Linked DNA regions of Homo sapiens: region 1 is linked to region 2. The links are chromatin loops, found by intact Hi-C in ENCODE. Cell type or tissue: endothelial cell of umbilical vein. All regions are shown on one strand. Links, peaks and the distances in the headings refer to the core of each region. The heading gives the core; the rest is flanking DNA. Region 1 overlaps GABRB3 (gamma-aminobutyric acid type A receptor subunit beta3). Region 2 holds the start of TRE-TTC2-2 (tRNA-Glu (anticodon TTC) 2-2).

What was found. Hi-C counts contacts between places; a loop is a spot of excess contacts. Peaks named below come from ENCODE experiments on the same cell type or tissue, not always from the same donor. Only the 100,000 strongest peaks of a DNase experiment are listed, where the experiment ranks them.
Region 1: it touches region 2 in a loop (3-fold over the local background); 2 of 110 quality-filtered maps call a loop at or near these places.

The regions. Positions count from the first base shown.
Region 1 is chr15:26,621,900-26,629,899 of GRCh38, forward strand. All of the region lies in intron 3 of GABRB3 (gamma-aminobutyric acid type A receptor subunit beta3), which reads right to left. Among named protein-coding and RNA genes, the nearest start is that of GABRB3, 150 kb to the right of the region's middle. In endothelial cell of umbilical vein, for the core only: no CTCF peak of the experiment used is centred there; no DNase peak of the experiment used is centred there.
Region 2 is chr15:26,075,605-26,092,232 of GRCh38, forward strand. It overlaps TRE-TTC2-2 (tRNA-Glu (anticodon TTC) 2-2), which reads right to left and starts at 6,701; the gene lies at 6,630-6,701. It overlaps LOC105370739 (a long non-coding RNA gene), which reads right to left. Exons shown (of 6, transcript XR_932005.3): 6 at 14,027-14,371. RefSeq lists a silencer at 6,939-7,008. In endothelial cell of umbilical vein, for the core only: no CTCF peak of the experiment used is centred there; a DNase peak (open chromatin) is centred at 6,707; H3K4me3 peaks cover 866 bases; H3K27ac peaks cover 458 bases.

The sequences.
Region 1 (8,000 bases), core at 1-8,000, 540 kb after region 2:
AGGCAGACAGGTGCTTTAACAACCTACAACAGATGAGCTCTATCTACAAACTCTCTCTGCAATTTGAGCCACTTTCCTCTGGTTCTGCCCTCCATGAGGGCTATAAATACAAACCTTCCATAAACATCCTCTGGAGACACAAGGGACTGTGGGAGGTCTCCATGCCCTACCTATTGTATTTCCTTTTTCCTCCAGCTTGCCGTGGCCATTTCTACATTAACTGGACCATAAAATCACCCGGAGATGATGACATATTCACCTGAGGAAAATGGGAACCTAAGGTCCAAGCAGGATATGGGAGGTGGGAGACAGACAGGGCCATGGTGTTGTCCACAGGCTTGCCCACAAAATTACCAAATATCCACGTGATGGTTCTGCTTTCGTTTTGCCAAAGCAGTTAGTTTATCGAGAACAAAGTGGGAAAAAAGACAAATCAGAGGCTAGACATGGCAGAACAAAAGAAATTCTCTTTTTGTTGGGGACAATCATCACTACTCAGTTCTAGAATGACCAAGTCTAAAAATCTAGTGATATTCACAGGACATTTTGCACCCTTCTGTGGAAAGATACAAGCTGAAAACATCAAAGGTTAGGAGGTAAATTATCCAACCACGGAGGGGAAAAAATCGCTGCCATTCTGCAAAAGCAGCTTTCTGAGTTCACACACTTTAAGATCATGTCTGCAAACATCCTCACTTGTGGACAGCGAGAGATGGAGAGCAAATCGGTTGAAGAATCCAGTCTCGACACAGGCCTCCTGACAACCCCTCCAGTATTCTTTTTGCTTCTTGCAGGGCAATTCACGGTGTTGCTAAACTGATGGCTGTTTATTGCTGCTCTCAATAGTGTTGGAATATAGAGGCTTAGGGACTGATAGAGGACATCGATTTGTCTTCAGATGCTTGCCACAAGAAGGGGAAACAAAACCAGCTTGTACTATATCACTGTAAACAAAATACGTTTTTAAGCTTTGAGTCCCATAAAAATTAAGAGTGGAAGGAAAGGCAAGAAAGTCCAAATGGGCTGGACAGTCTTTGGAGAGGCCTTGTCTTCAAGTTAAAGGAGAGGCAGCATTTAAGCAGATGAAAAGAAGCAGGCATTTTTTTTCCCAGACACTTTTGTGGGCACAGCTCTGTGCCTAGTAATAACCTGTGGGGGCCCTCACCACCACCACCAATTAAAGATTCTCGCAGAGCAGGTGACACTAAAGATAACCCTCGGCTAGGTAGACAGCAGGTACAGCACATCGAAAAACACATGGAGTGTTGCTCTTAAGGGTCTGATGGAAAAGCCTGTGGAGTGCAGTTTTGCTGGAATGCTGGGTTTATGGGTAAAAGAGAGCAGAGCGATGAGTCAGGCTAGACCCCAGGGCAGTGACCACAAGGTGGAAACTAGAATGCCACCTTCGCAGCCAATGAAAGCCACTGATAGTTTCCATGGAGCAGAGAGCCATGACCAGGAGTATTAACCGTGCCTTTTATTTCTGTGTTCTGATGCTTTGATCTGCGACCCTGTGGACCTTGGAGGGAGGGCCCCTTCCAGGGCTGGCTAATTCCGAGAGACGGCTAGCAACTCTCCTAGGAGTGTACTTTTCACATGCAAACCAACCAGTCCAGAACCCACACCCCAACCATCTCTTTTGTTTGTTTGTTTGTTTTTACAGTCCAGAGGTCTTTTATTTTTTATACCTATTATGCCATAAATTCATAGAGCATAGATTTCAGCGGCTTAGACTCCAATCACCTCTTTTACTGAGCTTGCACATTCTGGGGTCCCTATCACCCGCTTAAACTGCCCCAGGTCCAGGTAATGGACAACTAAAGACAGCCCCTGTGCCCCAAGGGCCTGAAATTATTTAAACCAGCCAATTCTGAGCCTGCACACCCCGTGTCACCCATTCCTTCCCAGCAACCACAATAAAGGCATTTCCCCTCCCTCTGCTGCCTGACCCACCCTGGCACTCCCTGAGCAGCCCCCATGGCATGGTGTGGCTCCCTGCTGCTCCAGAACTGGAAGGAACACACTCTCCTCTCAATGGCAGTTGTGTCCTGATCTGTCGGCCTTGCCTGACCTAAATAATAATAAAACCTCCAGTTTAAAACACAAAGCCGCCTGTGAGGAAAACTAGCGTAGCAATGGTGAGTTCAAGGGGTAGAAGGGATGGTGTGCAGAGGCCTCCGAGGAGTGGACAGTGCTGAGTGGTGGGTAAAGCAAAGGCCTGAAAGGTTCTCGGACACTGGGCTGATGCAGAACATCAGGATGAGAATGCACCTTCACAGGGCATATTCCGCCCCTTCATCACCATTACCTTTCGCTGGTGTGGGCGGTGCGCTGGAACTGAGGCGTGCAAAGTTGTGGTTTCACAACAAAAGGAGGATGTGTTAGTGGTGGCGACCACAGAGTTTCTCTACTATCACCCTCCATGTTACACTCGTATTGAAATAGAAGTTTCACTTGTTTCTTTCTTTACTCCTAACCCCGCATGCTTACGCCTGAGTCGCGATGTCTAGCGCCCTTCTCAGAGTCCCTCCGGATGGGCTCGCACATGGCTTGCCACAAGAAGGGAGAGAACTTGTCAGTCAGCCCTAGGAGCCCGGCTGTCACTCACAGCCTGACAGCTCGGGCTCCGCGTCTTATTTTGGACTGTGTCGCTCTCCGCACCACCAGCAGCGCCTCTCAGTTTGGGTCTTGGGTGTCTGCTGAGGTGACTTGAGTAGACTAGTGGGTAAGAGCTTAGGTAACAGCAAGAGGGAAAAAACAGTATGAAAATCCAAACCCGCTGCATGTGATCAGCCATGTATGGCAAGGACTATCACATCAGTGGGGGCACAAATCAGTGTCCTCCTTTTTTTCTGGGATACTTACTAGCTGGCAACAAAGGGAAGGGGGTGGTGGAAAGGTCCAAGCCTCCCTCCACTCTCGTGCAGCCGGGAGTAGCAAATGCAGGGTTTTCCTGTTACGGGAGCCATGGTGCCGCTCCTTGTGACGTGCAGTGGTGAGCACTGAGCCAGGAACAGCGGGCAGCCGCTTGTGTGAGTGATCCTTCAGCAAACTCCACGCCCTGTGCTACCTAGAACCTCATTTAACTAGGAGGCAGGTATTATAATTATTATCCTATATCGATGAAGTAACAAAAATTGAAGAGCTGAAGTAACTCGCTCCTCATCCACTCCCTCCACTCCCTCAAACACTAGTAACCCGGGATAGTGGAACTTGAAGTTCGGGCCACCTCCTTTCAGGGCCTGGCTCTCAATGTGGAAGCTCCAAGGGATGGGAGCTAAACAGTTCCTCACAATAAAGTGGAGTGAGCTTGGCAGGGTGGGGCTTTGAAAGGATGTCTCTGAGCATGGAGAGTCAGGTCATGCAGGGGGGTTCTTCAGGGCAGTAATCAGAACCCCGGCACCACCAACTCCTCCTTCCACACCCAACCCATCGCCAAACATTTAGCACAGCTGCTATAGAAAGAAGCTTTGTAAAAGTATCCTTTTCTTCAATGCATCCCATACATCCCAGGGAAGTCACCAATTTTTACCTTTGCAATGATGTGGCATGAACCAAAGAGAAGAGCACAGTCACAAAGAGATGGAATTTGCATGGGATGGAGAGTCTGTCAGAGTTTTGAATTCCAAGCCTGTCTGCAGAAACAGAAGATACTTTGAGACTTTAAAAGCTCCAAGGATTAAAGGAATAGCAGAGGGGACACTGGATTCCTCACAGAACATGAAATGGAAATTAAGCCTTTGTTCTTTAACCTTAATGCTCGAGGTGGACTCAGGTGACGTCTGGGTACAAAAATAAGAAATGACTGGGAAGGGTGGAGCTTCTCAAAGAACAGCCAAGCTGGCCACTCTGCGGCAGGGTGGATCCCTGTTGCTATGGTTCCTGCTGGCTGACAAGGGGCTGGGGAGGTAGCAGTAGACACCAAATGAGACAGACTGTTGATATCGTTTACAGAAGCAGCCCGCGTCCTCCACCAATTGAGTTGCTAACGTTCCCTCTTTTGCCAGACCCCCAGGCTGCACAAGAAACTATCTGTATCATTAGATACACGCCTGCCTTACTTTACTGTGCTTCACAGATACTGCATTTTTAACAATTTGAAGGTTTGTGGCAACCCAGCGTTGAGCATGTAAGTTGAACAACACTGTTTTTCCAACAGCATATGCTCACTTCATGTCTCTGGGTCATATTTTGGTAATTTTCACAAGATTTCAATCTTAGTATTTCATTACTTTTATATTGGTTATGGTGACCTATAATCAGTGATATTTGATATTACTATTATTATCACTCTGGGGCACCAGGAATAGCACCCATATAAGATGGCAAACTTATCGTACAAATGTTGTGTGTCCTCTGACTGATCTACCAACTGACCCTTAACCCTGTATCTCTCCCTCTCCTTGGGCCTCCCTATTCCCTGAGACACAACAATATCAACATTAGGCCAGTTAGTAGCCCTCCAATGGCCTCTAAGGGTTTAAGTGAAAGGAAGAGTCGCCCATCTCTCATGGTAAATGAAAAACCAGAAATGATTAAGCTTAGTGAGGGAGGCAGGTCAAATGATTGATGTGCAAAAGATTTTTATAGGCCCAAAGTTAGGCCTTTTCTACCAGTTAGCCCAATTGTGAATGCAAAGAAAAAGTTTTAGTAGGAAATTAAAAGTGCTACTCTGGGGAATGATAAGAAAGTCCAACAGCCTTACTGCTGATATTGATAGAATATCAAACCAGCCATAACGTTCCCTTAAGTCAAAGTTTAATCTGGAGTAAAATCCTGACTCTCTTCAATTCTGTGAAGGCTGAAAGAGTTAGGGCAGCTGCAGAAGAAAAGTTAGAAGATAGGAGAGATTGGTTCATGAGGTTTAAGCAACGAAGCCATTTCCATAACATAAAAGTGCAAGGTGAAGCAGCAAGTGCTGATGGAGAAGCTGCAGCAAGTTATCCAGAAGATCCCGCTAAAATCACTGATGAAGGTGGTTACACTAAACAACAGGTTTTCAGAGTAGACTTTGGAAGAAGTCTTTTCTAATGGAAGAAGAGGCCATGTCGGACTTTCATAGCAAAAGAGAAGAAGTCATTGTCTGGCTTCGGAGCTTCAAATGACAGGCTGACTCTCTTGCTAGGGGCTAATTGCAGCTGCTGACTTTAAGTTGAAGCCAATGCTCACCCACCATTTTGAAAATCCCAGGGCCCTTAAGAATTCTGCTAATCTACTCCGCCTATGCTCAAAAAATCCAACAATAAAACCTGGGTGTCAACACGTTTACAAAACTGAATATTTTTAACCCACAGTTGAGACCTTCTGCTCAGAAAAAACATTCCTTTCAAAATGTTACTGCTCATTTTCAATGTACCTGGTCACTCAAGAGCTCTAATGGATATGTACAAAGAGATGAATGTTGTTTTCATGTCTGCTAACACAACATCCATTCTACAGCCCATAGATCAAGGAGAAACTGACTTTCAAGTTTTATTATTTAAGAAATACATTTCACAAGGCTGTAGCTGCCATAGACAGTGATTATTTTTACGGATCTGGGCAAAGTAAACTGAAAACATTCTGGAAAGGACTAGATGTCATTCTAGATGTCAGTAAGAACATTCATGATTTATAGGAGGAGGTCAAAATATCAACACCAAGAGGAGTTTGGAAGATGTGGATTCCAGCCCTCATGGATGACTTTGAGGGGTTCAAGTCATTGCAGATGTGGTGGGAATAGCAACAGAACTAGAAGTGAAACTTGAAGATTTCCCTGAATTTCTGGAATCTCATGATTAAACTTGAATGAATGAGGAGTTGCTTCCTATGGATGAGCAAAGAGTGGTTTCTTGAGATGGAATCTACTCCTGGTGAGGATGTTGTGAACATTGTTGCAATGACAACAAAGGATTTAGAAGATTACATAAACTTAGTTGATAAAGCAGTGGCAGGGTTTGAGAGGACTGACTTCAATTTTGGAAGAAGTTCTACTCTGGGTAAAATGCTATCAAACAGCATCCAATGCTACAGAGAAATCTTTCATGAAAGGAATAGCCAAAGTAATAAATTTCATTGTTGTCTTAAACTGCCACAGCTTTCAGCAACCACCACCCTGATCAGCCAGCAGCCATCAACACTGAGGCAAGACCCTCCACCAGCAAAAAGATCATGACTCACTGAAGGCTCAGATGATTGTTAGCACTTTCAGCAATACAGTATTTTCAATTAAGGTATGTATATTTTATAGACATAATGTTATTGGACAATTAATAGACTACAATGTAGTATAAACATAACTTTTATATATCTTGGGAAACCAAAAAATTTGTGACTCACTTCATGATATTTGCTTTACAGCAATGGTCTGGAACAGAACCTGCAGTATCTCTGAGGGTGTGCCTGTATTTACTCAGTTATTCAGCAAATGTTTATTGAGTGCTTACCGCCTGCTAGGCAACTTGGGGGAGGCGAAGATGAACCTGAGGCACTGTGAGCCCTCAGGGGCTGCCCATGTGGCAGAGACAATAATTGCAGGTTCCAAGAATTCAAAAGCAATCTAGGTTAAGTGCTATACTAAACACGAAGGGATATGGCAATCAGAAAAAGAAGCCACTTCTGGGAAGGATGACTACAGGTGAATTCTTGGAAAAACAACCATCTGATCTAAACCTAGAAGTAAAAGATTCAGCTATGTGAAGGGAAGGGCGGCTGCCCCTGGAGGGCCAGTCTTGGGTATGGACATCTGGTCGAAGCAGCTCCTGTTATCAACTGACCCTACACAGCTATTTTCGCAAAAAAAACAAAAAAACAAAAAAACAAAACAAAACAAAACAAAAAACCAACCAGCGCCACAGGGCTAGGCAGAGGAGATGGCTCCACAGGGTGGACCTCACATTCTACCTAGGTTGGTGACCCCCCCAGGGTAGCTGAGGGAGCCCTAGAGAGACGAAAGGGGGCCAGCAGAGGCCTGAAACGGCAGTCCTCAAACGGAGGCTCTCAGGCCTTGGAAATCCGAGCTGGGAGGTGTGGGGGAGTCAGGTGCAAGAGCGCCTCCACTCCTTGTGACTGCCGAGAGCCCGCGTCCCCGACTTTTACCTCTTCTGTCTGGTAGGTGGCCCACATGGGGACACGAGGGAGTCTCCCGGTATCCCGGTGCTGAGGTCCCAAAGACTCCGAGAGCCTCCGCCACGCTAACCGGAAGTTGTGACTGTCGCTTCCTCTCCATCTCTGCTCTTTACAGGAGAGGCTGAAGCTCGGGGAGGCGCAGGGGCGGAGTGTGGGGAGAAGCAGCTCCCGGGAGACGGAGGGCTTTGCGAAGCGGCGGCAATCAGGGGCGGGGCCTGGAAAGGAGGGCAGCGCGGAAGCTTGGCCCCGAGAGGGAGGAGGCGTGGTCTGTGGCTCGAGGGGCGTGGCCCGTAGCGGAAAAGGCGTGGCCCAGCTCAGGAGCCTGGCGGGCAAGCTCCTCCCTGTGCGCGGCGCTGTGCGGCGTGGAGAACCTCGCCCTGGGAGGGTGGGCCTGATTAGATTAGCACACACCGGGAAGAGACAGGCTGTCTCCTGGCACTGGCTCTTGGCTGTGGCACAACCAGCCTTATCAGCACATCTAGACCGAATGTGTTGGCAGGAGGAGGAGGGGGTATTGGTGGAGAGGTCAGAGCTTGCAAAAATAGCAGCTTCCAGTGGGGCTGCGGAGACACAGCCCCGTGTCCAGGGGATGCAGAAGTGTCCTCGTCCTTGGCTGTGGGTGAGCCCCACAAACCGAAGGTGGTAACACTCCACTTCTCACATCACCAAACTCTTCAGCCCTGGTGCAGCTTCTGAGTTCACCGAGCCCCTTCTGGTTGTAATTAGATGTAACCTGACTTTAGAAAACTACAGTCTTAGTGGGAGTTGAGATTTATAGCCATTCAAGCATTTATAAAATATCCCTCCTGTAAATTAATTAACTGACACACTGAATGTGTGTTCACCAATACTGACTCGAACGTATTTTGTTAGCACGTGTCTCCATAGCCCTG
Region 2 (16,628 bases), core at 3,586-11,585:
TATTCTTCCTCTCTGTGCAAGCACATGTCCCTCGTCTGTTGAGAGATAAAGTCTGTTTCTCCAACCAGAAACTGGGCTGGTCTGGGAGTATGTTGACCAATAGAATGAATATAGCATAAGTCACACTAGGCCAGTTCTGAGCCTACCTTTTTAAGAAAAGTGAAAATTCCTGCTTTCTTCCTTTTGGAAGCCAGCTACCATGTAAGGAGTGCAACTACCCAGAGACACACTCCCACGGCATGTGGAGAAGTGCTGGAGAACAAGATGCCACATGGTGAGGTACTAGCATCAGCTCCATCCAACTACCAGCTGAATCCAGCCAAGGGAGTGACCGTGGTAAATGTTGCGGGGAAGAGCAGCAAACCACACAGCTGAGCCCTTCCTTAATCATAAGCAGAACAACGTTTTTTGTTTTGTTTTGTTTTGTTGTAAGCAGTATATTTTGGGACTAGTTCATTACATAAGCTCAAAACCAAAAACTTACAGTTTCAGAGAAGACCAGCAGACAAACAAGTAGTAACAGAAAGTATGATACATGTTAGGCTTGCTTCCTCTGCTCTGTATTTCAGGGAGCTGTAATCTTACAAATATTTCCAGTTCACCTGACCAGCTGGCTCCTGATTAGGTTACGTCAATTGCAGGCACTGTCAATTTCGCCTTTGGGATCATTGATGGGAGGTTGGAAGGTAGGAGGAAGAGACAATTTTTTTCCTTCTCTTTTCTAGAGTAGTGATTGACTCCAGGTTCTGGTAACTTTGGCATTTCCAGCAGAATTTGCCAGAGCTGCCTATGAGATTCAGCATTTCCAGAAGCTGAGATGGTGTGTAGTGAGTGGCCTGCTCTCACGGTGGCCATCACAAGCAGCTGATTGACTGCAACATCAGCAGCCTGGGTAGTTCCAGTAGTATTATCTGCAGACTCTAACAATGTCAGTGGTGAGATGCTCCCCAGTGCTGCTAGTGCCACTTCCTCCCTCTTTGCTCTTTGGTCACTTCCTCTACTAGAAATACCTAAAGTGTATTCTGGCCTGGCACAGTGGCTCACACCTGTAATCCCAGCACTTTGGGAGGCTGAGGCAGGTAAATCACTTGAGTCCAGGAGTTCGAGACCAGTCTGGCCAACGTGGTGAAACACTGTCTCTACTGAAAATACAAAAATTAGCCAGGTGTGGTGGCAAGTGCCTGTAGTCCCAGCTACTCGGGAGGCTGATACAGGAGAATCGCTTGAACCCAGGAGGCGGAGTTTGCAGTGAGCCAAGATCGCACCACTGCACTCTAGCCTGGGTGACAGAGCGACACTCTGTCCCCTCAAAAAGATAAATAAATAAAGTGAATTCTGCTTTTCTAGTGAGACATCCATGGATACAGCTTTTGCAAGCAACACTGTACTCAGGGAACAGACCCCAAATGATGAAAAAGTTAAGATTGTTTATCTTTCCTTGGGCATAAATACAGTAATGACCTCATTACCTGGGGAAAATGAGATACTGGTATTTCACATATGTAGTGGCAAAATATTAATTAATTAATTAATTAATTTTTGAGATGGAGTCTCACTCTGTTGCCCAGGCTGGAGTGCCCTGGCGTGATCTTGGCTCACTGCAACCTCCACCTCCCAGATTCAAGTGATTCTCCTGCCTCAGCCTACCGAGTAGCTGGAATTACAGGCGCCCACCACCATGCCTGGCTAATTTTTGTATTTTTAGTAGAGATGGGGTTTCACCGTGTTGGCCAGGCTGGTCTCGAACTGTTGACCTCAGGTGATCCCCCCACTTCAGCCTCCCAAAGTGCTGGGATGATAGGTGTGAGCCACTGCATCTGGCCAAATATTTATTTAAATTATAATTTGGCATTACGTAGGATAAAGGGTCTCTGAAAGTTAAGGTACTGGAACCAAGAGACTGCTACAATAAACCATTGTGATGGGGGGCTGGCTATTTCTGACTGCACTCGAGGGTTTACAAAAATTCTTAAATTCTCAGTTCAATATATGATCAGAGAATAAGAGATCTTGTGATGGCTCTCAGATGATCCTCAGACAATCCATTGTCCTTTGTTAGCCACAAGAAATAAGAGATGTAGTTGAAAATCAGGCCCATAATCTGATTCTGCAAGTCACAGAATTCAATATAAGTTAGATTCATAGCCTGTCCATATCGCTGAAGTGAAAGTCAGGGCTCTAATTTCGAAAGAATGGGGCCTCCAAGAAATGGAATGGGGATATTTCGGTTGGCTCAGATGAATCTGAGAATCATGAAGCCCCAAATTTCCTTGAGCTTTTTGCCAGTAGAAGCGGCCTCCCCTTCCTCTGTCTGAGAAAGATTGTCTTCTCTTGCTTGAAGCCTTGATCAGTGCTCTTCAGACCTTGGTGTGCATAAGAATCACCTGAGGATCTTGTCAAAATCAACATTTTGGCTCACTAGGCCTTGAGAGTGGCCTGAGATTCTGCACTTCTAGCAAGCTCCTAGGCGACACCATGGCTGCTGATTCACAGACCACACTTGGCACACCAAGGGACTCAATAAGTGCCTCCCCATAGCAGTTGAAAAGAATGCCAGTTCTCTACCAGATCTATCCTCACCATCTGTCAATATTTCCAGACCTGAAATTAGGAGGTCAAGTATAAAGTGTAACCAAGCATGAGATAGCATTGAAAGAGTTGTAACAACGTGCCAATTTATATTAGAAGGAAGTTAAAGAAGATGTAAGGAAATGGGTCCTAAGATTGCTAGACCAAGGAGAAAGAAGATAACATTGAATTAGGCCAAATTTATCAAAGTAGATTCCACATGTTAGTTTGAGAGTCAGGGAGTAGTTCTACCTCCCAGCTTCCGTCGTTAGTTGACTGAAACGTGGACTTAACAGTGACCACTTTCATTGGGGTTTGTAATGTTGTACACCCATGGTGCGAGGTGGACTAACACTTTTAAAGGCTTAGGCACACAGTTACATTGGAGTGAGATTTATCAAGTGTGACCCACAAACCTGCCCATTCACTGCATTTCCCAGATGGGACCAGACTTTCTTCATTAAAGTGTTGAGAAATGCATTGGTGAGGAGAGCACCAGATGCTTGAAAACTCTTTTGTAGCAATCTTCCATGAGCCAGGTTGGTGAGAAAATCCACAGTGCTTCCTGGTTCAATGGGAATCACGGAATCTCAGAGTGGCAGGGTCTAAGTATTAGATACAGCAAAACCACCAGGAAAAAATGGGCTCAGTTACGGAAGTATTGATGGGGCAGCAGGGATCTTTGGCAGTGATGTCCTAAGAATGAAATAAATGGGTGGTCTACCGAATGATTGTTTGATATATGCAATTTTATTTGATTGATTTCTAATTTTTTAAGAGACAGGATCTTGCTCTGTCACCCAGGCTGGAGTGCAGTGGCCCGATTATAGCTCACTACAGCCCTGAACCCCTGGCTTCAAGGAATCCTCCCACCTCAGCTTCCCAAAGTGCTGGGATTATAGATCTGAGCCAGTATGCTCGAGTGGTCTATGCAGTTTTAAAACTCTAAGTCTGGTGGCCAGAAACATGACTCGATTTACTGGAATGGAGATGTTTTGTGTCATCCAGTACCAAGAACTGAGTCAGCTCACAGTCCAAAGTTCCACTGGAGGAAGGGGAGACTTGGTCTACTTGAAGAATGGCCCCTCTACACTGCAACAGGAATATGTTGTAAAGATCCCCCTTCCCCATTCTCCAGAGGACCTGTGGTCATTTGTTCTATTAATTTACACTGATTTTGATGTGGCACTGCTTCAATCCCTTGCTGCAGGTAGGAAGCTCAGAATTTTTATTGTTATTTATTCCTCCTTCTCTTCCAATACTTTTGTGTGGTTCCTTGGAGCTTAGTAAGTAAATGATGTTTTGGCCTCAACCTATCTCAGCATGGTTCCTGTGGGTTGCAGACCAACCTGATTCCATTATGTACAATTCAGATATACATACTTGGCAACTGACATTATTGTAGTGCTCCCGGAATCTTGGAGTGAGGACTACTATGGTGAGAAAAGACAAATGGTGTTCCCAGAACTTCCCCCTTCTTATCAAAATGGTAAAGCCAAAGTGATCCTGCTTCCCAGAGGGAATCAGAGAGATTTGTGCCACCAACAAAGACTTGAAAGATGCAGAGATTTTCCTATCATCTACCCAATTATTCACTTGTCCACTTGACCTGTGCAAAAGACAAACAGATCTTGAGAATAACTTGACTCATGCACATTTACAGCCCCCTTCACCTTGCTAACTCATCCTTCAGGTCTCAGCTGAAATATCATTTCCCTGAGAAACTTCTCTGACACATAGAATAAGTTGTGCACACCCTCCCCCTCCCCCAAAAGTCAGTAAGGCTGAGCGCATAATGGTAGATGACAATTTACACAAAAATAACACTTGCATAGGTTGGTCTAAAGCCAGGAAAACAGATACTTCAAACAGGTAAATCTAACAGAGGAAATTGGTTGCTAATTTTTTTTGAGGAGCTAGAGGAGCAAAAGGGGCTAACAATTAGATTATTCAGCTATTAGTAACTGCAGATGCCACCATTCACTTAGGGTTGAAAGAACAACAAAGGAGGATGGTATTACCTGCAGGTAGGAGTTTGCCATGCAAGACCTCTGCTGGGCACACCATTGCCACTGGGACCACACCACTGTCAAATCCACTTATGCTCTGCTGAAGCTTCCTGGCTCGTGGAGCCCACGGCTGCCCACTACTGCCACTGCTAGTGGCTCTTAGCTGATGACAATCCCTGTCAGAATGTTCAGTGCCACTGGATTGCATAGTTGCTGGCAGCCATCAGGGAATGTCTGCTGCCAAGGACACCATCAGAAGCTCTGCTTTCTTGATATATTCCAATCTTCCAACAGAACCTCCCTGGGGCAGGTGCTAACCCGATGTCTACTGGAAAGGGAGTCTGGGGAATGGGGTTTGCAGAGATCCAGGCCCCTCAAAAAGGAGAATACTATAAAAGATTCTAAAGAGGACACAAACAAATAAGAAAATGACCAGAGCAGTCAACCCTTTTGGCTACTTGGCATCCATTCCCAGCCTTCCACTTGAGTTTCATTTCTGTACAATACAACGCTCAGAGTAGCTTGCTGGATTTATGAAACAAGTGAAACATTTTCATCTACTTTTTCAAAAGGTGGGGCACAAAGTCCCATCTATAGCTGTCCCTGAAGCCAACCCTGGATGAGGCTGACAAGTTAGTTCTGGCCAAAGCCAATGGTACCCTGGAGTTGTGTAATGGAAGTGGGAATGGAGAGTTGCCTCCCACTCCCACTACACAATCTTTTAAGATTGAGTTTTTGTGTGTGTGTGTATGTGTATTTTAGTAGAGATGGGGTTTCTGTAAAGCATCCCCTGTAAGTATGTCTCAGATGGCAACCAGTATGAGAGATATTTACAGGAGAAGTTTTTCAGAACTCAATCATAAAAGAATTGTCATATGTCACATAATAGAAATGTCTAATGCAATAATTGCAAGGATTCAAATGATCTTTTGGACCAAATCTTATATTGCCTCCAACACAAACTGAGAGCATAGAATTAAAATTCGGTCAAGGAATGGAAGTGACTATCTCTGCATGAATAATACAATTTCCCCCCACATAAAATCGTATCCCTGTCTGCAACCCATGCTGTTGGTTTATCAATGGTCCAGGCTCTCACTGGTTCATGTTCATGCTTTCTTGACGGATTTTGATTTTGATTTTGATTTTGATTGTCCGAATTAGGCTGAAGCATCAGCATTGGGAGTAGTCACAAGTTGGTCAATCCAAGTGAGTGGCACAATGATTGTTTCAAACAATAGAACTTTCAAAGGATGCCCCTGCCTGTTCTGGAAGCGGTTGGCTCTCCACTACTCACACAGGCTTACATTATGGTTAAGAGTATCCAGGCCTAAGCACGGAAAGAAATATTTTAATCCCATTTGGGAAATGGCTTAGAAGCTAAGAAAGTTTCAAGAACTTTCTACCTCTGAAAATGTGCATTTGCTAAGAGTATTGACCTCAACTTAGCCACATGTGTGATTCTATCCAGAGGCTGATCCCGTGCCTCAGTTTCCCCAACTTCTGTGAAAGCTGACTTGGTGAATGGGATCTGGTTTCTGTCCTTGCCCTCTACGTCCCTGTGCAAACCTCTACTGAAGCTATATTTCTACTTGCAGACCTCTCACTTCTTTATATCCCAGCCCTAGTGACTCCTGCTTCAGGAAGCGCCTCCCCTCCCTTCTCAGTCCTCAAAAAACTTCAGAGGGAGGCTCCTGTGGCATGGGATCTTCCATGCTCCTTCTTGTCCCTCCATCCTGTTCACCATCTCGCTATCTGCCGGCCGGAAACACTCACTGGGGGCATAGAGAACAGTGAATTGCCTAGAACGTAAGAATTCCTTTGTAAGATTTGACCCCTAAATATTATCATTTGTTGTGAAAATTTGGTATGCAAACACAGCAATGCTGATTACACAGCCCGTTTTGCCGGGGTTGTGACCTACGAGGTGAGTCTTCAGGTCTCCACACATCCTTAAGGATTATGTAGCTTTTCACAGTCGTGTTTTTAAGCTTCTTGCTAAGGCTTATAAATTTACGAGTTTCACTGTGTTCCAAAAGAAAGGTCCAGTCATTCCCACACCGGGAGTCGAACCCGGGCCGCCTGGGTGAAAACCAGGAATCCTAACCGCTAGACCATGTGGGAGATGACAAGTAACCGTTGAATTCTAAACCAATTGAATCATTTCCGCCTGCCCTTGCTTTCCGCCTTCTGCCACGCCTCCGACAACAAATCCCTGTCTGCGCCTGCGCCTGCGCGGGCTTTCGGTGCTGACCGCTTGTTGATAGAGGTGTGCTCCTTCTCGAAAGGCGGAGGCAGGGCTGGGCGCTGTGGCTGCTGGCACTACCCAGTTCTTCAGCAGCGCTGTGCCTGGAGGCCCCCAGCCCCTCGCCCCCCGGCTCGCGGGAGGCGGCACCAGACCTCCTCAGGCCCTGGTCCCTAGGAAACTGCAGCCCGGCCTCAGTTTCCAGAAAGCTCCTCCGTGCGATTTGGGAAGAGCACGGTTTGAATGGTTGAAAATAGAGGGGCTGAAGAACCGAGCCGCGCGGGCCTGGCTCCGGGGCTGAGTTCCCTAGCGGGCGCCGAGCGGAGCCTGCCATTAGACCCCATTTTGCCAGTCAGGCCATTTTAACTGAAATTTTGCATTTAGATTAATTCTAATTTCGTGAGCCAAGCCCGAATGGATGAAACCCCGAATAACCCATAGGACATGTTTTGGAGCGAAAGGCCTTCCGAAACTGCGGGCTTTAAGATCTTGTTCAGAGAGCATGCTCTTTGCAGGGACGTGGTTGGAGCTGGAGTTCTTTATCCTCAGCAAACTAACGCAGGGAACAGAAAACCAAACACCGCATGTTCTCACTTGTAAGTGGGAGCTAAATGATGAGAACACATGGACACATAGAGGGGAACGACACACACTGGGATCTATGGGAGGGTGGAGGGTGGAGGAGGGAGAGGATCAGGAAAAATGGGTACTAGGCTTAGTACCTGGGAGATGAAATAATCCGTACAACAACCGCCCATGACCCAAGTTTACCTACGTAAGACACCTGCGCGTCCTGCACATGTATCCCTGAACTTAAAAAAAAAATCTTGTTTAGGGATGGCCTTACATTATTAAAACAAAAATAAAAACAAAACACCTAAAATCATACGGGAAGAACCCACTAATTGCACTATGGTAACAACACTTCCATGGCCAAAAAAAAAAAAAAAAGTAAAAAACTAAACTGCTGAATGGCAGATAAACATGTAAAACCCATAAAAGAAAAAAAAAAGAGACTGATATTAAATAGATCAGAAACTACACATGAATGATAATAAGACAAACACTGCTATATTAAAGTGAGAACTTAATGAGACCAGGCCCTTCATGGAGAGGAAGCCTATGGCTAAAAGGCATTTGAGAAAGATCTCAGCCTCACTGATTGACAGCCAGCATTTGGCCAACAAGCAAAAGTGTGGAAATGTCAGGTACCGGCAAGCATGTGGAGAAAAGGAATTTCCTAGAAACTTGTAAAGCTTGATCAGGGAGGGAGATTGTCAGGATTTCCTAAACGTGCCTATGATCAAGCAATTCCATTTAAAAATTTTTTGCAAAACCAGTATGGTTCTGGAACTGCTGTGCATACACGGAACACGAAGAAATACTGCTTTGAAAATACCTGTGTCAGACACAGCCTAAGGCACAGTAGCACTACCACACTGCAGCCGGCAGAACCGTCCTAAGCAAAAAGCACAAAAGGATGGAGGGGTTAAGAGATTCTTAATTTCAGCTGTAAGAATTTCAAAGGTCTATGTGATGAAATTAAATAATTCTTAAGTATTTCAAACGTTTATGGGATGAAATCACTATAAACAATGCAACAGCCAGCCCTAGGCTGGGAGAAAATATTTGAAATATGTTTGATAGGAAAAGGTGACTATCCTTAAGGCACGACTGAATCTAAGCATGCAAGAAAAACCCACAGAAGGGGCTGAGGCTGTGAATAGAGGATTTAGAGGAGAGGGGTTCTGATTGGTCAGCAAATGGGGGCTGGAGCCAGCTCTACCTTGCTGGTACCATAGCAACACAATTTAAAGCAGTTCTAAAATATCCAGCATTAGGGAGGAAGTGAGGCCACAATCTCAGACAATGACAATAGGTACAGCCCGTTTGGGGCAGGAGCAACCTGACAATTACCTATCAAAATAGGAAGGTGCACCTTCAATCTAGAAATTTCAATTCAGTGTTGCCCAAGGCCAGGAGCCCTGTGATGGCCAGGTCTTAAAGGAGTCAGTGTGAGGGGACAACTCTGGGCAGTAGCAAGCAGTGGGGACTTGGGAACCCTGAGGCCTCTACATCCTGGTCTGCTGCTCCTACACCAGGACAAGGCCATTCACCTTTCTGACAAATGAATAGAGCGGCTGGCTTTCTCCTGCTGTGCTGCGCAGTTTTGCTGGGAATCGCCTGCCCAGGCAGAGGCGGTCTTCCCCAGCTGTTTCTCTCTCGGTGGTGCCATGGATGGATAAGGGGTGAGTGTTGATTCCAGGCCCAGATGCTTAGACAACTGGCGATCCTTTCCCACTCTGCTAGTCCACTACCTGAATGTAGAGGATTCTGAGGCTGCAGGAGGAGCCAGCGCCACAGATGGAAAGAGAGCGGGTCCCTGAGTCACTGCGTGGAAGCCCCTTCCAACCACCAATGAACACATCGGGTTTTTAAAGCTAGAAATAAAGTTTTATTGCATTCATCATTTAAATTTGGGGCTTGTTTGTTATCACTACCCTAAGCGACACAACAGGATCGTGGAAAAAGGGCAAGCACCACAAAAATGAAACAAATGTTCTAGTAGATGATTACGTGCCTTAGCAATGATGGGGGTGGGGTGGGGAGACATGGGGGTAAAGTATGGTAGAAACTGAAGTACAACAAGAAGGCTTGAATAGTTTGCTTCATTTTACAGAGAAGTATATCAGGATCCTTCGCTTCAGTTTGGTAATATTAATCCAAATAATTTTTAAAAATAAGAATTAATCATACATTTCTATAATTTATTGGACACTTGATGTATTTTAATAATTTAGAATTTAGATTTCAGAAATGTTTAGATCTGAAAGATAACTGGGGATTGTCAAGGCTAGAACCTGAAAAATATCCAGGAGGTAGAAATCACTGGCCCCAAATCATCCAACTGAGAGATTTAGTGAAATCCTTTTAGCAGATCATCCTGTATTGGTCCCATGATAAAAATAATATTGGAATATGATGAAATGAATGAAAGTCTAAACAGCATTTTTTCCATCAAGGAATGGAAAGTTCCATGACAACAAACATTCTGAACCAGTGTCTATTAGTTGTAATTTGGGTGCTATATTATTACTGGTAATCAATGGTTTATTAACTTGAGCAACCTGAGAGTTAAAGTAGAATAATATGGATTGTGTATGTGTGTCTGTGTGTATATTCATGTGTATAAGTTTCCTCCCTCTTTTGAAGTCAGATGTCCCTGGCATAAATGCTACTTCTAAAAGCTGACTAGTGCTGGGCAGGAGAATCGCTTGAACCTGGGAGCAGGAGGTTGCAGTGAGCTGAGATCGTGCCACTGCACTCCAGCCTGGTGACAGAGCAAGACTCCGTCTCGAAAATAAAAATAAAATAAAAATAAAAATAAATAAATAAATAAAAGCTGACTAGCTAATTTTTGGAAAAACTACTGAACCTTTGAATTTGAATTTCCCTCTATAATAAAAAGAGTCTCTGTGAGAGCACTGAGTCCTTGCGAGGGTGAGTTCTTAGTATCATGCCTGAAATGAAGGTAGTACTTACTGTGGGTTAATTGCCAGTGTCCACTCTCACCCTACAAATGTTCTGTGGAAAGCCTCAGTCTGGCCACCTCCACTCAACTACTGAACAGGGGTTAGCAGGGACCCATGGCTCCTCCAGTGACAGATCTTGTGGATGATCACTTCTCCAGTGGTGTTTGGTTCTGACTGAGCAAATTACCTGCATTTCACCCCATTCTGTCTGCCCAGACCTCTGTAACAGTATCATCCCCAGAAAGCTGAAGGGACTTGCTTAAGTGCACACAGCCAATTTGGCCAAGCTGCTGGGAAAGATATCGTGTGTTCTCTGTGTGTACATGTGTGCTTTCCTCTTCAGCTCTCTTTCTTTTGCTGGAATCTGGCAGTGCTTCTTGTCTTTATTGGTTATTTGATAACTGTTTAAGGCCTTGTGGTTTTTATCATCTTTAAGCCAATTAATCAGAGCTCTTTCATATGTAAACATCACATGTGCAACACATGTAAATACACAGAAAGACAAAAGAAGGTCCAGTAGTTGTAAGATTTTTCATTTGCCAGTTTTTAAGTTTCTTAAATGTATGTTTTCAAAAACCTTAAATTGAATGCAAGTTCCTTGGGTAAGAGTCATGTCTGCACTGGTTTTCTGCCCTGTCCGTGGAAAAGCATGGAGCGTAGTACACAGGTGAAATGCAACTACTTTTTTTTTTTTTCTTAAAGAAAGGGAGTCTCACAGTCTTGCACAGGCTGGAGTGCAACAATTTTTTTTGATAGGTTTATTTCCTTTTTAATGATAGTTAAGGTTGTAGAAATAATTTTTGGCAAGTCCAACTTTCTCAACTCATGTTAAATAAATGTGTCCAGTGGGGAAGGAAGATGATGACTACCCTTATTCTTGCTCTAACAAACACACAAAACAAAACAAAAATTGACATTGCTTCCAGAGAGTGTCTTTGGTGGTTCTCTAAGCCAAGCAAAACTTCTATTTTAAAAAGTAACTGTTTAATTATATTAGCTTAACCTCATGAAATTGTCAAGAATCCACTGGTTTTGACTTACTACAATGGAAATTTCATATCGTTCAACTTAATTCCTCTACCCCTAACTGTGAGTGTCAGATCTACCTATTATATTAACAGGGGAGACTAAATGGAAAGCTCACTGTTTAATTAAAATCTGAGGTTCTCCAACATCAATAAGAACAGCAATAACAACAAAAAATTGTACTTGCTTCCAAAATTACAGATACTTTGATTTTTAAAGTGAAAGAATATTTCAGGGGAAAGAGACATTTAACTGATGGCAATTAAAACATTTTATTTTGCATATTTTTACAAAAACATATGACTCTAAGAAGATATTCCGGGAGCTACTCCCAGGGCTTAGAAAAGGCCGGAACAACTGAGGTTCCCGGAAGCTTAAGCCTCATTAACTTTGTGAGACTTCACCTCCGGCTGAAAGGAAAGAGTTAAACATTCCTGTCAATGTTCTCCCTTAGGTCCTATTATCAGTGAGTGTGGGTCTTCACTGGGTCCCTCCAGAACTGTTGGATAGGCTTCCTCGCTGGTCTCTCATGCCCCAGGTTTGTCCTCTGTCTAATACGATTAGGCAAGTCCACAGTTTAAAACCCTTTAATGGCATTAATCATATCAGATCACGTTCAAATTCCTTAGCAATTCGGGAAGGTTATTAGCATCTGACTCATGCCCCAACCCACAGCCTCACTTCTCTGCTTCAGATCCTTGAAGCTTCTCCTAACACACCCAACTGCTTGAAAACATTTTTCTTTTGTCTGATTTGTTTCTTCCTAAAATCCTTTCTTTCCCCTATTTTATGCATGTTATTTGTCCATTTTTCTCTACCTAAGAAATGTGTACCTGTCAGCAAGACTCAGCTTGAATGTAACTTCATTATAGAAGCACTCCTAAATAAATGAATAGTTCAAAAAAGAAATCCTCCCGGAATTGACTTCTGTGCCATGGTGCCTCCATCCCCATCCCAAGAGGATTATTCTCATCATACCACTGATTAAAAAAAACTTCAGCTGAATTAAATGTAAAGGGGTTTAAGCAATGAATGATTCATGAATCAGGCAGCCTCCTGAGCCAGAGTAGACTCTGAGACTCCAGCACAGCCATGGGGTGGAAGAAGACTGATGGACAGAAAAAGGAAAGTGACACACAGAAAATGGAAGTGAGGTACAGAAAGAGCTGGATTGGGTACAGCTTGGTGTTTGCCTTATTTGAACAGTTTGAACAGTTGGCTACATTTGATTGGCCAAAACTCAGTGATTGGCACAAGTGTAGGCTGCGGTCTGTTTACACTTCCACTTGTTGTAGTTCACCATGTGCAGAGAAACCTTTAGGCTGAACTTAAAATATGTAAGGAGGCAGCTTTAGGCTAAACTTGATTTAACAATTTCACCCCAAATTAGAGAGATCAAAACTTTAGTCATTGATGTCACTGTAACCATTGTAAATATACTTATTTGGTCTTTAAACCCACTGGGAAATGGTAGAACAGTGGGTTTTGCAAGGTAGGAGCAAGGACTGAGTAGAAGGTACCTCCTTATGCTGGAACGTCCTGTTTACAGGAGAAAAACAAAACCTGATCTGTTCTAGGATCTGTGTGTTTCCTTAAAGTCTTAGTTTGATTACATCACATTTAACGTGAGTGACTCCATTTTGGTTTGGTCTGGTCCTTTTGGGGCCTAGTGCATGAGCTCAGTCCAAAACAATGGCCTCTCATAATTTTGTTTAAAAATTCCTCCTTTTGGGTCAGGTTCTCACTTAGGTGAAAGTGTGACCAAAACTAAGGGCTTTAGTGCCACTTTCAGTACCATCAGTTTGGGTTTCTGGTCTCAATGTGGTCATTCATAGGTTACGATGTCGTCATGGTCACACATTTCTTTCAGTTCTTGTCATTCCAGTTGAAGAAAGACCATTTGACATTTTAGAGATGGCTGCATGCAAACATTTAAAACTTTTGAGAGAATACAGCATACCAGGGAGACTACTATTATAACTATCAGGGGGATAATAGCAAGAGTTTGGAGTATCCTCCCTACCCAAGACCCCCATAAACCAAATCACCTAAAATTAAATAGATCAAAGAATGAGCTAAAGAGTCGACTTGCTTAATTAAGTGGTCTCTTTGCTAATCCTTTACAACTGAATCTCTGTAATCTACTTTTGATATATTTCTCTATAGGCCACAAGTGTCAACAGTGACACAGATAGTTTTCTGTTTAGCCAGTTCTATTATTTAGCATAATTTTCACAAGATAATTTAAAGTCTGCTGTGTAACCATGGCTTTTACAGTAGAATCTGCTATAGAGCCTATCATGAGGGAAACATTTCTCATCATTGCCTTTTTTACTCGAAACCATGGAAAAAAGGACCTAACAAATGATGCCCTTCTAGAAGAGTGAAGCTCTCCTGGTAATGTTCTCTTTAACCCATGATGTGGGTTAAGAGGAGTGAACCAATGCTCTGTTTCTGACTGATTACGAGGCAAAGTGTGTACCATTAAAGTTTCTGTTTCTCACCTACATCGGGCCTTCATCTTTCATCTGTCAAGATATAAGGTTATCCATGTATAAGGCTGGCTGCAAAATCCTTCATAACTAAAAGTATACCCCATGAGTGCACACAACAGACCCCTTTTCCACTTGTATTGTTCATACAGGCATAAGCAAGGGGAAAAGTATTCAAAGATAAGAGTCTCATGATAATAGAAGTCTTGATCTGTGATGTTGGGAAAAGCTTTTTGCATCAAGGATGCCATCTTCTTCTTAGGGAGAAACTTCCCTGGTTAGCTTTACCTTAAGGGTTCCAATGGGTGTACAGTTCAACAGTGTGGAGGGACCCTTCTCAGTTGTGAGATTATGAACCCAAGGCTCGAGGTCCTGAAGTTTTACTGCAGTGAGGATGGCTAAAGCAATCTTTCTCTGATGTCTCAGAGGATCCAATCTTCGGGTTCTAGATTGTGAAGGAGTTGATTGTCCTCAGTGAACCATAAAAAGTTTTTTTGCCTGTGACATAATTATTGTTATAACATCAGTCCTCTTGCATGGTAAAGCTTTCATACAACCAGAAAATATTCACTGAAAATGACAATTAAATGAAATCCCTCCATAAATGTTTAAATGACCCATTGGGTAGCCAAATGTACCTGAAGCTTTGATTGTCTTCCCAGGAGTATAGGTTTGAAAAACCAAACATTGGTCATAAACTATTTTAGCAATTTAGAATTCATGCCAATGTATATTTAATTTGGGTCATTTTATCTTTTCTGTGATGAGTCATGGAATGCAGAGCTTTTAATAAAATCTTTAAAGAGTCAGAAAGGACAAGGTGACTGTCCTGGTTCTCCATGAGTCCATGCTTAACATTGGACTTATGTCTTCTCGAATACCAGTTACTTCTCCAATTTAGATACATAATGCTGATAACTGATGGGTTAACATAGGTAATTTGACTTAGACCATGGAGTTCATTCAATTTGTATATCTAAACAATTTCAGTATTGGCTGATTTAGCGTGAAAATCTTGCAAAGTATTTTCTTGGTATTCAATTAATTTTTATTTTACTTGGGTTAGCAGTTTTGTAACCCAGTCAGTCTTTTCATTAAAGTTCCAGGAATTATTACCCAGTCCAAATGATATGATTTTAAAGTTACCAGAAACCTGTATACAAGAGTGATTTTCAGGGTCTTTTCCATCCTTTCATGAACCTCCCAAAAGACACCATATTCTAGGATTTGGTGTGCTTGTGAAGTTTTCAGAAACTGCATCAGCATTAAGCAATTAACTGTGGAAATGGCTTTAAATAGTCATAATTAAAGCCACACTTGACAAGGAAATTTGGTTATTTCTGTGGTCTAAAATAACTTAACATATTATGATTGATAGCATATACCAGACATATTCGAATTTTAGCAATCCCATACAATTTTGGAACATATATTAACATCATTCACTAAAATATAACATGAAGAATGTTAAACATTATTTTTTACTTTTACAGAGCTTCCCATGTAACTTAACATGTCAAATAATCCTGTTGACCTCTTTTAAAGTCTTCAGGGGCCCTCTGTAGCATGTCAAAGTTAGAGGTCAGAAGAGACGATTTTGAAGATGAAATTTGATTTTGGGAAGCCTGTGTAACCACCCAGTGGGTTCACCTTGCCCACTGCCTAGACAAAGCCAATTTATCAAGACAGGGGAATTGCAATCAAGAAAGCGTAATTCATGCAGAGCCAGCTGTGTGGGAGACCAGAGTTTTATTATTACTCAAGTCAGTCTTCCTGAGCATTCGGGGATCAGAATTTTTAAGACCAGCTTGGTGAGTCGGGGGAAGCCAGTGAACTGCAAATGCTGATTGGTCAGGTCCGAGGTGAAATCATAGGGAGTTGAAGCTGTCTTCTTGTGCTGGGTCATTTCCTGGGTGGGGACCACAAGACCAGATAAGCCAGTTTGTCAGTCTGGATGGTGTCAGCTGATCCATCAAGTGCAGGGGCTGCAAAATACCTCAAGCACTGATTTTAGGAGCAGTTTAGGGAGGGTCAGACTCTTGTAGCCTCAGCTGCATGACTCCTAAGCCATAATTTCTAATCTGTGGCTAATTTGCTAATTTGACTATAAGGGCAGTCTAGTCCCCAGGCAAGAAAGGGGTTTCTTTTGGGAAAGGACTGTTACCATGTTTGTTTTAAATTATAAACTATAAACAAAGTTTCTCCCAAAGATAGTTCAGCCTACACCCAGGAATGAACAAAGACAGCTTGGAGATTAGAAGCAAGATGGAGTCGGTTAGGTCAGATCTCTTTCACTATCTCAGTGACAATTTAGCAATGGCGGTTTCACCTATAAAATATGTTAACGGTTTGAAACACTTGATATTATGAAATAGAATTCTAGGTCACCATAAATCATTCATTTAGTCAAAATACTAACTCGAAACTTTTAAAAAGGCAAAAATCTTCACTTATTGATAGAAGGAAGACTTAGCTTTCCAAACCATCTGTCTCTTGTTTTTCCCTTCTTTATTCAGTAGTTTATTCAAAAGGCAAAGTAAAATCTTTCGTTATTGTTTACATGAAACAATTCGTTTTTACGAATTGTTTACATGAAACAATTGTTTATATGAAACAATTTCGTTATTGTTACATGAAAATCTTGTTGAAGAGAAAAAGCCAAGTTTCACCCTTGAATTAGGATACTATTAATGTCAACCCCAATCTTTAATAAAACCTTATAGACAAATCTATTTAATCTTAATCAGTTTGATCA